Regions from separate parts of the Mus musculus genome. Here region 1 is linked to region 2. The links are chromatin contacts, found by Hi-C or POLR2A ChIA-PET in ENCODE. All regions are on one chromosome and are shown on one strand. The core of a region is the stretch at or near the end of the contact, and the rest is flanking DNA. Distances in the headings are between cores, read along the strand shown. Region 1 overlaps 9030404E10Rik (RIKEN cDNA 9030404E10 gene). Region 2 holds the start of Gm46567 (predicted gene, 46567).

Region 1 (6,760 bases), core at 1,135-3,634, 210 kb after region 2:
ACCTGGTATGCTTGAAGTACAATTTAGAAAGACGACCATTCACACTCCTTTTGGTTTGGGTCTAGCTCTTCGTCAGCATGGATCCTGCGTTGTGCTCTGTCATCCAGAAACGATGAGCTACCTCCCACCTGTGGATAGGATAGCAAGTCTGACTCAGCCCCCACCCCCACTTCCCCTGTAAGACCCAGCAGTTTGTTCTGCAGTTCTTTGGTGGTTTTCCAGAAGTATTTGCTACCCCTGCCCCTCCCCGCTCCCAGTCCCTTGGTGGAAGGAAAATTAGGTTCAGCAAAGCAACCTGCACAGGGCCATTTCTTTGTAAGTCACTACTGTTAGAGGATGTTGGCACAGATGTGCTTCACCAGCTGGTTTAAATGCCTATGTGGCAGTGCCTACGTGCTCCTGCAGAGCAGTCCTGGGGGTATCCGTGGGCTGGCATCTGGCTTTGTCTGTGTCTTTGTACAATTTGAGTCTGAGGAAGCCCCTTTTATGAGATCGTACCCAGTTCTTTTGGCAAGTGCTCCCGGCAAGTGTTCCCGGCAATGCTCCCTGTTGTCCCATCATGTGGCACACAGCTTTCCTGCCCTTCTCAGATCCCCTTAGCTTAGCCATCGGGACTCCCCCCGAGCACACACACACACCCTCGCCAGCTTGTCAGGTCTTCAGGCTCAGCAGGCAGGATGCCATGATTCTCTGAAGTAAGCCTGACAGGCCAAGCATTCACATTCACAAGGCTGTTTTCAGAGAAATACTCAACTTGGGAACTAAGCCTTTTTTATCCCTCTCCTCCCTTTCAGCCCAAAGTATGAAAACATCTTTTACGTACTTGCCTGGAAAAGGATTTCTAAAGAGAAAAATACCACCCATGCCCTGTGATTGCAGTAATTTGGAGTTTAAAAGCACAGCAAAGGGGAAGGGGGGTGGGGGGGGGGAATCGAGAACAGAACAGAAAAGATTAGAAAGCTTGGGAGGGGGGTACTCTCTGAGCCAGCCAGCGTGGTGACCCTAGTGTGCAATGCACTGGCTTTCCCCTCGTCTCAGAAAACACACATGTTGGTTCGGTTCCTCAGAATGGTGGGGGACAGGAAGCAGAAGAGGCAGTTGCCCAGACCCAAGGCTCAGATGGGGGTGTCATTCTTCAGGACACCTTATACTGAGCCCTAGGCTTCTCGTTTTTCACTTCCCGTTCAGTAGAGGCCTGCTTCCCTACCTCCTGGCTAGAGTCTCCTTTGTCTACTCCGAACATATAAAGTCAGTCTGTGGGGATAGCCCAAGAGAAAGCCCAAGCAGGATGCCTTGTCCTGAATCACGAAGATTTCTTTCTTATGGGACGGTTTCTGCAATACTATTGCAGTCTTCATGTTTGGGGCGGGACGCTGATGGAGCCACAGATCTGCTCATACCTGATGAGGTTTGCACTCTCCAGGCTCCGTCCTGTGAGTGACTGGAGACAGGGCAAGAGCAGTTTCAGTTTTAAGAGTAAGATGGGCTTGCCTGGGATAGCAACCTATTCAGCAATCGAGCACCCATGTCACATGGTGTCCTTCCCATCCTTGACAGACTATGGGATGTCACAAATCCCAGTAAAGAGCTAATGGGAAGGGAACCATTTTTTTCGAAGGGTCTACGTGTTCAGGGAGAATTCAACATGAACCTAGGGGAAGAGGAACCAGGAGAACCCGTTCCCAGACTAAACAGGCACATCTTAGGACTTTGGGGACAGGGGACAGGGAGACCTGATATGTGAGGCCCACATGCAGCTTATAGGGATATGACAACATGGGCATGTCCTCGTGCCACTGACAATAACTAACACCCACTGGAAGACAGGGAGCAGGGCCAGCAGCAGGCCTGGCAGATGCACCCTTAAGGAAAGAACAACAGAACGAGGCTTCACACGCCGCTCTAAAGCAGGTATATACAGTCCCGCTCCCATTGGCGCTGGAGTCTACAATAGGCTGAGATACAAGGGGTGAAGAAGCCAGCCAGGTAGTGTGGACATCCCTCGAAGAAGTAGTTCTTCTATAGTTCACCTGAATGTAGATCTTATCCCAGTTCTCTGGGTGAAAGGTTAATGTGAAAAAGGCCCCCTTAGGTACAGAGCAGAATGTACCTAAGCAGACAACAGGCACTCGTCCCTCTCCAGTTGGATTCCTCCCGAAGCACTTAGCTTTTTCCTGCGTGACTGAAGCTGAGACTAGAGAGGAAGTTTGTGACCTCTGAGTAGACAGCGGAGAGAGGTGTCTGAGTAGAACACCTAGCCTCATTCTGACACCCTTAAAGAGAGCATCAAGACCCAAAGCCATGCAAGGAGGATAAGGACACGCCCCCACATCTGGCGTCACCCATCTTCCTGCCACCCCAGCCCCAGCTCAACCACCCAGCTCTCCTGGGCACAGAATGGATGAGTCATTCACGAGGCTGAAGTCATTAACTCAGGAAGGAAGCCACGCTAGCTGCCTCCTTCTCTCTCAGCTCTTGCTGCCCTTGCAAAACACATGAGTAACCAGACATTCCCAGAGACCTCGTTAAGACCATTGCCAAGAGAGGTGTCTGGAGCTCATCAGCCAGTTGAGAAGCCACGCTACAGGCCTTGAATCATGCTGGACCCAGGGGAAAGCAAGGCCAAACTTGTCTGAATCCAGCGTTGCATCACAGAGCTGAGCAAGGAGAGAGGCTTACCCCATCACCCAGCCGGGCTGCCCCACCCACAGCTGTAGCTGGGACTGTCCCTTTCGGTGGTGCCCCCACTGCATCTGGGACTTGGGGAGTCTCAGGGGGGTAAGAGACAGGAATCTTATGAGGGACACTAGACAACAGACAGGGCTCAGTGGTCCCGTCTGACAGAAACCAAAGCCCACAATGGCAGTGATACTTGCCCAAAGTCAAACAATTAATTAGCAAACTAAGGACAGAAACATTTATCCCTCAGAGTTCTGTCCCCCACAATCTTCACTGCACCAGATTACAGTGACAGATAATGTCAAGTTTGTCATTAAAACAATGAACAAGCAAACAGGCAAACAAACAAACAAACAAACTCAAAACCACCCAAGGTCTATCAGTAGGCAAAAAAAAATTAAGCCAGTTGTTGTAGCACACTGATAGGATATGCCAGAAGATGGAGGCAGGAGGATCATGAGTCCAATGCCAACCTGGGCTAATCATTTTGGGAAACTGGGCAGATGGCTCAGTGGTTAAGAGCATTGGCTGCTCTTCCAGAAGACCCAAGTTCAGTTCTCAGTACCCACATAGTATCTCACAACAGTTCCAGGGCATCCAATGCCTTCTGGCCTGGATAAACACATGTGGTACATATCCAAACATGCAGGTAAAATACCCATACACATAAAAGAAAAAAGAAAAAATTAACAGTTAAATAAAAGGAAATGCTAATGGGCCATGTACCAAGATTGGTGTGGGGCTAGAGAGATGGCTCCGCAGCTTAGAGCACTGACTGCTATTAAGAAGACTAGGGTTCAAATCCCAGCACCCACATGGCACCTCTGTCCTTCCAACTATCAGCACCTCCAAGATCTGACACTCTCACACAGAAGTACATGCAGGCAAAACGCCAATGCACATAAAATAAAATGTAAAAATTTAACAAAAGAAGAAATTTACAAAGACTGGCACTGCTCTCTGTGTTCCTGTACGGAGTGGCCCAGTAACAAGTATAGGAGTTATGAAATGACCACGCAGCAGCCCTTCTGCGTGAGTTGCCACCATTTTGATAAAGGAAACACACACACACATTCTTTATAATAGCTCATGCTGGGAGTGGGTTGGACGGCTGGGGTCCTTAGTAGTAATACTAGTTCTTTTCAGAAACTGCTCTCCCTGACAGGTGCTCAGCATCAGTCAGCTCGCCTTGCAGAGCCCAGCCAGCCACGCACCTGGGAGCTTTTCCTGGTACCAGGCGCGTCAATCCTCACAGCCTTGGTTTCCAGATGCATAGGACCTCCATGTCGTAGAGCTCTGCTGTGGCTCCCTGAAGGCCCTTAGGTGACACAAGAGCACAAAGAACCTGGAAGACAATGACTTTCCCTAGTTGTGACGCATATAGACCCCGAGTGTTATCGGCCATTCTCCTTGTTTAAGCCACCTGACTCTCTGTGAACACTGACTGACAGGCCGGGAAGGCAATGTCAGGCAAGGACATCTGTGCACGGTCAAGGTGACACTATAGGACAAATGGCTTCTTGGCTCCTACTCTAGTACTCATAAGGAGGGGCCACCTGAGCCATATCTGAGGCACACAGAGTGAGAACTGGGGTACACCCGAAGCTTCAGATGATAGAAGGAAAGAAGCACCCCTCAAAATGATCTCCCCATAGAAGTCCCTGGAAAACTCTACCAGCAACTTCTACTGCTGTCTGTCACACATACACAGCATATACACATACACACACACACACCAGAGTCCACATCTCCATGCCCATCTCATAGAAAAGGAAACAGAGGCTCAGAGAGAAGGGAATAATTGAAACTCCAGATCCAAAGCCAAAAAGTCTCTGTCCATCTAGATCGATTCTCAACCTTCCTAATGCGGCAACCCTTTAACACAGTTCCTCAGGCTCTGGTGATGACTGCCTCCCTCCACCACCATAAAATGATTTTCATAATTCTTTTGAAGCAGCAATTACAGATTGCTACTGCCTAACTGTAATTTTGTTACTTTTATGAATCATAAATTAAATAAATATCTGTGTTTTCTGACGATCTCCCGTGAAAGGGTCATTTGACCCCCCCTCAAAGGGGTCAGGACCCACAGGTTGAGAACTACCAGTGTAGCTCCATGGTCCTTGGAACATGAGCACAGCCAGTCAGTATAGATCGACTATTGAGAAGGAAAGCCTGCACCCATGCTCACAAAAACTGGGATACTTACCATTTAGGATACAAATACTTATGATGTGAACGGAAGAAGACTCCAGGGCCGTGCCACAGAGTGGCTAGGGTTTGGTTAGGAAATAGCCGCAGTCCAGGGGAATCAAACTATTAGGGGCTATTAATTAGACATTCAGACCTCTTACCCTAATTTTCCAGCTTCTCCACCCTTCCTCCCCAGCTGTGTCACCGCTAGTGTGACACACGCTTGATGTCCTGTCTCCCAGCTTGGGCTCCTTGTGTGCGAACTGTAATGCTCTCCTATTGCTTGTCCTTCATATTGACCATGTATATTTGTGGGAGGACAATCCTTTTTTTTTTTTTCCTGAGGTCCTTCCTCCTTTCATTGCTGTGCTCATTCGTTCATCAATTATTTACTGCTTGTTCGTGTGCCAATCACACTGGTGGTATCACAGAATTTAGAATAATTTTCTTTAAAAGAACCAGAGAGAAGAAGTTACCCCCAAACGCTAAGGTGAGATCTCTTCTAAGCAACAGATGCACTGAAGAAGAATGGATGTTTATTAATGCTATTATTTATTAATTCTTCTGTCTTGAATTTTCCCTCAGTCACCGGAATGCAATCAATAAATGGCAACATTTTCCTGTCTGATGTTCTCAAGGCTGCATTGCAGAGGCATGGAGTTTTAATTTCATGTGCATTAGTTTCTGGGTCTTGGGTGTCTGTCCCTTGCCCCCCCCCCTTCCCATCACCCCCCTCCCCAAAGCAGATAAATGAGGTTCTAAACTTTGGATAATAAGGCTTAACAGTGAGGCGCTTTTTCAAAAGAGAATCATTTCTCAGTCCTCATTTGTTAATCTCTCTTGGTAACATTATGAGTTTGTGCAGCATGCCCCAAGGCAAGCTAAGCTTTCCCAGGACAATTAAAGTTACTTAATTATTAAAAAACTGTGTGTGCTGCTGCTCAGAGAGAAAGAGGCAGGCAGGCCCGGCTCCCACAGCCCCCACAGGAGTGACCGGACACTGTGGGAACCCGGTTACTTTCCCGAACCATTGTAATTCTTTCAATATAATCTATGAAAATCCCCTTCGTGCCGCCTGGCCTGTCCCACCCCTGCATGAATGATTTAGGGGCTGAGGCTGCTGAGCCCAGCCTGCAGGCTCCTCAAGCCTCCCTCAGGGCTGACTCTGGCTTCTTCAGGCCCATGGAGAAGAGGCCAAGAAAGATCACAGGCCCCTGTCTAGGCAACTAGAGAGAGGGCTCTGGACAATGTGAGTCTTTGGTGCCAGTGAGTTCCTGCTGGGCCATTTTTCCTTGGGCCATTACCTATTCTAGAAAGGGCTGAAGGGAGGAGGCTGCCCTGGCTAGGAAGGTTCCCTGTATGCAGAAATTTCACTCAGCCATTTCTCTAGGTGATTTTTTTTTTTAATATGGAGTGATGAAACTGGAGGTGTCCCTTGGTCTGATGGTAGTACCCACAGGCCCTAGACACATCAGCCCTGTGTCCTGAGCCTTGGATTTATAGATAAAGGCAGCTAAGCTATTCTTGCTAATCCTTCCTGCCCCACCAGCTCCTCCCACCTTCAGTTGTACCAAGTCTCTAGAGGAGCCTAGCTCAATGGAAGAGTGTTGGATACACACCAGCACACACTCACGCATGTACACATGCATGCACGGACTCACCTACACCACCTCCAGCATTTAGAATCATATAGTTTTACATATTACAAAAGCAAGAACAGGTGCAATTGATTTGTCACATATTTTGTATTGCTGATATATTTAAAATACAATTTGACTTGCAATCAGTTTTTAAAAAAAATATATTAAATAAGATGGTTTACATTTTAAAATTAACTCTTCAAAGTCTAGTTTGCATTTTACTTTTGTAGCCAATCTTGGCAAGACCA
Region 2 (6,287 bases), core at 3,745-6,244:
TCTCAGGATTCATTGAACTATGGAAACCTTATGTTCTTTATGTTTTTGGTTACTTGGCTAGTTTTGTTTTTGTTTTCAAGACACGGTTTCCATATGTAGTCCTGAAACTTGCTCTGTAGACCAGGCTGTCATGGACCTCATAGATCTTCCCGCCTCTGCCTCTCGCGTGTTGGGAATAAAGACTTGAGCCACCATGCTCAGCTTGATGACCATCTTAAAATCTGGGAAGAAGAGTTCCACACCCATGCAATCATCCCCAGTGAGCACACTTGGGAAGGCTCTGCAAACTTTAAACACTGGTGGCAATTGGGCACAGGAGTGGGGAGGAGCGATGCTCTCTGTACCCACTATGTGTTATCAGAACTGAGCTGGCACAAGGGGAAGGCAGAATGAGCCTTGTTATATCGTGCTTGGTTTTGTTTCCATATTCCTCTAGAATCTTGATAGATCCGCACGCTGGCTTTGGCCCTAGATCTTGATACCAACGGTGTTTCCTTTGGTCTTGGTGGGTCCTTCCTCGCTGAGAGCAAGCATCTCCCAAGTGCACTGCAGCCTGCACCTGGGAGCCCAGACAAACTCTTTGCACAACCAAAGAGTTACTCTGGTTCCTTGGGATTCCAATAGGGTTTATCGAACACCACCCAGGGCTAGTCAGTAGTCAGTGAAATGGCCTTTCCCAAGTCTTTCATTTAACCAGTCTCTTGCTTGCTCACTCTCTTGCTCACTCACTCATGTGCTATTTCAGCCTACCGCTTGCCTTTGTATAAAGGAAGAGTCATAGCACGACCCTGGATAACTATCCAGGCTGCCGCAAGGCTCTGTAAATATTCTTTCTCAGAGGAGTGCACAAAAGTAGCATTCAACCAGACTCTAAGGAGCAGCTTCCGGCTGAAGGCCAGGTGTCCTTCAGGAGGATGGGATGGGCTTTCCTTGCTGAGAACAGCTTGTGAAAATGCTGCGGTGATGTACAAGTTGCTTAGAGTGTCTCTGTGGCAAAGGAAACTGCGCATGGGCAGAGATGAAACCAGGGCAGGCACCGGAAAGAGGGGGACTTGGGAGCCCACTGTTAACAGATGCTGGGGAAGACTATCTCCCGGCTCCCAGGCAGGCCATCGCTCACTGGATCCACTGCTCTGCCTGGTATCCAGGCATCATCACCTTGGCAAGTTGCTGGATGCAGATGGCTTGCAGACATGTCCCCTGCACAGCCTTTTTGGCAGCTGCTGATGGGACTCTAGAGCTGGGACTAGAGATCCCCCAGATCGCGCAGCAAGCCGTGCGAGCCCTTCCCTGCCGTGGTTAATTTTCACTTTTCCACAAGGACGCGCCCTCGGAGGAGACCAGCCGCGGAGCAGCGCCTGCTGGGGACCACATGCCTCCCCAAGGGCGGGTGCTCTGCTTTGAGCCCTGAAGAAGCCAGGCTGCGAGCATGTCGCCACCGCAGCCGATCCAGATGCCGCGGGCCTCCGGGAGGCTGTGCGCGTGGGCCGGCCTCGCGTGCCGGGAGCCCCCTGCCCACATGAAAGCGCGCGGCGGCTTCCCGGGGCGCCCGCACCGCCAGCGCCAAAGCCGCGCCCCCGCCCGCAGCCACGCGCTGGAGCGGGGCGCACAAAGGAAATGGCAAGGGCGTGAGTCACCAGGAGGCTCGGCGCTCCCCCGCCCTCCCCGGGCTGCAGACCCACAAGGAGACCTTTGTGCCGCCCTCTGGAGGACAACCGGCACCCGCTGCGGGGAGGCAGGCATTTCAGGGCGCCGAGTAATGCTGGGGAGACAGGAGGAGGCTCTACAAGAGGAGGGAGCGACTTTTGTGACCCACAAGTCTGCAACGCCTGCGCCCAGATCACCCTGTGCGCAGGCTCAGAGAAGCTAGTCATCTTGCCCCCTCCCACAGACCCACCTTGACTTTGTTTTGCCGGGTTGTCTTCTTACCATGGTGTGAGAGACTTACTTTTCCTGTGCCGTTCCGAATTGAGATTGAGAGGTGCTAAAACTATGTTCCATAGTGGATGGAGGGTTGGACGGAATAAGTCATTTGTACAGATTGAACTATTAGGAGCTCGTCCAGTGTCTCCAGTTTTCAAGCAAAAGAAATGTAAGCTCAGAGGGACATACTCTTCCTGGCTTGGTGTATTTTTACTGTGTGGCCTTTGGGTGGTTCAGGGAACACCCCTCGGCCTGACTGACAAGAAAGGTTAGGTTAGTGGAAACCTGCAAGCACAGATAGGTAACACCCCAGGGTACTCACTAGGACCCATAAAAGAAATCAGAGGAGCAGCAGCCAGGGCTCCAAGCATTAGGACAGGTCACAATTACAGGCATGAGAGGGAGGTAAGCGTAAGCTTTTGTTGGCCATGAATGTTTAATCTACTTGGCCCCAGGAAGGGATTGTTCCAGACAAAGGTGATTGGGAAGTCTGGGTCCTCTAGGACACAGTGTTGGTAACTGACTGGTCATGGGCCATGTGACAGAAACTTAATAAAAGCCTACAGACCCAGGTACTCTTTGGGGACCTTGAAGGCCTCAGCATCTCAGCACCACATCCCACCCACTCACTCCCAGAGCCCGCTTTCAGTTACTGAGAAACTAGGGTGCCAAATGATCTGAGGTTTTCTACCTGTGAAAAGACAGTGCTTTGCCACATTCAGGAGCGCGTGCACGCACGAGCACACACACACATATACAAACCATCTATAAACCTCCTTCCCATGGGGAAGACAATGACCTGCCACCACCCACTAAGATTCCTACAGAATGGACTCACAATGTGCACAGACTAGGCTCTGAAGTCTCTCTTTCTGCAATTCTTGTGCTGATTGCCCTCCAATGCTCCAAGTTAAACAGCAGGCTACTGTGCAGACAAGCTGGTACAGCACACACTGGAGCCCACGCTCAGGATGTACCATTGGGAGTCAGACGGTGCAGATGCCATCCATCTGAGGCCAGGCATCCCCTGCCTCTGGTGTTGGTTAATTTCCCAACAGAAGACAGCTTTGACTTAAGGATGGCTGTCACCCTCAAAGCTTACTAAGTTATTCAGAGTTTAAAGATGAGGAATCCAGGGGGACAATCTACACCCAAAGCCAGTGGCTGAGCAGTCGTGCCTCGATTCCAACCCACTCGATCAGCTGTGCCCCTGCCTGGACACTATTCACAATAAGGGGAAAGGCTAGCAACTGCATAGAGGGCTTGCTGGAAGAGGAGCAAAGTGCTTGACATTTGACATGCATCTTCCTGTAATCCCCACAGCAACACTGTGAGATTGTTCTGACCCACATTTACACTCACAGGTGAGGGTTACGATGCAATCCACAAGGAAACATGCCCATGCGAGGTCATGTGGTTACTGAATACAGGAGCTGGCATTCCGAGCAGTGTGCCTGCCTCTCTGAGTTTCTAACCATGCCCCTCCTGGGCTGAGCAAAGCAAGATATGTCCGGTAATTAAACCCTGCTTCTTGTGGTTCTTCTGCCCTAGAGAAGAACAACTCTCTAATTGGGAAAGGGCACAGCAAATGCACTGTCAGGTTACCAGAGTTTTCCAGAGTCTTGGCCTTGACTTTGGCAGTTAAGGGATCAGTTTCCGGGAGAGGAACAGGTTCGGGCAGTCTGATTTAGAATGACTCAGTCTGCAAGGACTGCGCCAAACTCAATGAATTGATTCACCTGTGAGATAATTCTGCCCAGAAAGATTGTAGCTAAGAGCACTGGCTTTGGAGTAGGAGGCAGCTGTGTTTGAACTTCTCTTCCTCATGGCCCAGCTCTGTGACCCCAGACATCTTAGTCACTCTTTCCCACTTACCTTCGGACACTGAATAATGACATCTCCTGTGATGTCTGAGCCTTAAATAGAATGCTGTACATGAAATGGCTAGTGGAGTGGTTGGAGCTTAGTGCTTGCCCAACACATGGCAATTCTTACAATCTTTGTTAAGAATTGTGTTTGGAAACTAGGTTTGGCCATTGGATAAGATCTCTTCTGACCAGTAGGTAGTCCCTTCCCCCCTTCACTCACTCACACACACACACACACACACACACACACACACACACACACACACATCTCGCTCAGAAGGATACTGGAAGCCCTCAATTCAATGGAGGGGCCATAACTGTACTAGTGGCACCCACGCCTTTCCATGTCACCCCAAAGCATTTCCATTCAAATGTCTAATGCTGTTTCTGGACTCAGAGCTCTGTCTTCCCCTGGACAGAGCGGCTCAGAGCAACACTGACCAGCCCTGACCTCTCTGCTAACTTCCTGTGGTAAACTCCGGTTCTCCCTGTGAGGCCCTGGTCACATAGACCTTCGCCTGTGAGACTATATCATCTGCCCAGGGACTGACCACATGCCAACCAGGCATCAGCACATCTAGCCTAAGGAGTCCCAGCCATGAGAAACACAGCTGGTTTCTCTTTCTGAGGTTGAAGTCTATTGGGACAAAAAGCAGGCACAGAAGCCAACCCAAGTCATTCCAGCTCCTGCCAATTGTCAGGAGGAATAAAAGCATGATGTGACAGAGAGCCCTGGAGGGAGAAGTGACTAGAAAAGGCCTCTCTGAGGAGGTAGCATTTAGCCTGAGGCCTGAAGGACAAGGGGGAGCCAGCCCTGCCAAGATCTGGGAACACGGGGTTCCTGGCATAAGGAGCAGCTTTTCCCTTCGGAGGAGGGAAAGAACTCGATGTGTTTCTCATGATCCGACCAGGATGGAGCAGATGGTGGAAGAGTGGGGGAGGAAGAACCGTGGCTGTCAGAGGCAGCCTCCCTCCTCTGTGCACCGTTCGCCCAGCTGGATGTTTGATGTGAGAATCAGACTCCTTGACATTTATTGAACACCTACTCTGTGCGGAGCGCTGTGCGGGCGCTTTCTGTCTTCCTCCTTATTAAATCCTCCATCTTCCAACCACCTCTCTGTTTATGCAATGGCTCCATGGATGCCCTTGTCCTAGGTGCTATCATTAGCTCTCTGTGGGGGTCTGGATCTCTCTGCCCATCCCCCACTCCAACTAGTCCCTAAGCTCCAATTGTCAGGCTCCTTGGTATCTCAGCACATCAAACTAAAATGGTGTGGTCATGCGGAGGCTGAGGCTGTTCCTCACTCTGTTGCCTGCCGGTGGATCCTAACCGGGATACCTTGTCTGGCCTCAGTGGGAGAGATGGTGCCTAGTCTGACAGGGATTTGATATGTCAAGATGGATTGGTACCCAGGGTGAGTCCGTGTCCCCCCCCCCCCCCCCCCCCGTCTTAGAGGAGAAGGGGAGAGGGAGTAGAGGAGGGGCTATGTGAGGGGGAACTAGAAGGAGAGGGGGGCTGTGATCGGGATGTAAAGTGAATACATAAATTAATGGCAAAAGAGTAAATGTTCAAAGGAAACAAATGTCCTTTAGGAAAACGTGTTAAATAATGCCCCAGTTACACACACACACACACACACACACACACACACAGGTACTGTCCTGCTTGCTAAGTTCCAGACAATATGCACATTCCTTGTCTTGGGCAGCTTTAGGAGTAGGAGAAGATAAGAACAGAAATGGATGCTTTTCAGATTAAGTTTGTAGACTCACACTGGGCTGCCATGGTTGATTCGGTACCTTCATGAGTGTGGTATAGGCTGACAAGTTTTTGGTGTTACACACAGTGGTCAATCTAACCCTTTATGTGTTAGTATCTACTATAGAGGGTAAGAATCATCCCAGGCTGTCCTCCAGTGGAACAAGGTGGTCTGGACAAGCCATGTAGCCTGCTTAGAACTGGAATGACCCATCTGTCCTACACCTCATCGTTAGGAACCTACCCTGAGCTCTATAGACCCTGCGATAGAAATCCTCTCACACGGAAAGATGGAGTCAGCGTCCTGTGCTCTTTAACTAAAGAACTGTAAGGTCGACTGTGTACAGGCTTTCACAGAAGTACCAGAAATATGTATATGGGAAGAAGGTGAACTTTGAACTCTAGTATGTAAGTAATAGAAGAGAAGAGGACCTCAAGTATGGTTTTCATCTTTTTTTTTTTTTTGAGCATACAATTATAAAAAATGTGAAAGAGAAAGAAAGAAAGAAAGAAAGAAAGAAAGAAAGAAAGAAAGAAAGGAAGGAAGGAAGGAAGGAAGGAAGGAAGGAAGGAAGGAAGAAAGAGAGAGAGAGAGAAGGAAAGAAAGAAAGAGAGAGAGAGAGAGAGAGAGAGAGAGAGAGAGAGAGAGAAAGGCTGAAGAAGGACTTGCAGCAATAATAGGGAGTGTGGCCAGATAAAGGTATTTGGAGACTGTGTGGGAGATTATGGATGTTAGG

Evidence for each region. A loop is a pair of places that touch in the nucleus more often than their neighbours do. ChIA-PET counts read pairs that join two places held with the same protein, here RNA polymerase II (POLR2A).
Region 1: a map of left cerebral cortex shows a loop between it and region 2 (5-fold over the local background). The contact joins two enhancer-like sites. A Hi-C loop is called at or near these places in 1 of 37 maps with a recorded cell type or tissue (left cerebral cortex). POLR2A ChIA-PET finds 5 or more read pairs at or near these places in 1 of 5 experiments (Patski).

Annotation. Positions count from the first base shown.
Region 1 is chr16:30,022,452-30,029,211 of GRCm38, forward strand. 9030404E10Rik (RIKEN cDNA 9030404E10 gene) reads right to left here. Exons shown (of 4, transcript NR_045878.1): 3 at 3,894-4,024; 4 at 1-128. Among named protein-coding and RNA genes, the nearest start is that of 9030404E10Rik, 14 kb to the right of the region's middle. Within about 2 kb of position 2,385, at least 1 of the 3 ENCODE cell types and tissues checked has a DNase peak (open chromatin) inside an H3K27ac peak, as active enhancers do.
Region 2 is chr16:29,812,536-29,818,822 of GRCm38, forward strand. Gm46567 (predicted gene, 46567) reads left to right here and starts at 1,015. Exons shown (of 1, transcript NR_164311.1): 1 at 1,015-2,498. Within about 2 kb of position 4,995, at least 2 of the 3 ENCODE cell types and tissues checked have a DNase peak (open chromatin) inside an H3K27ac peak, as active enhancers do.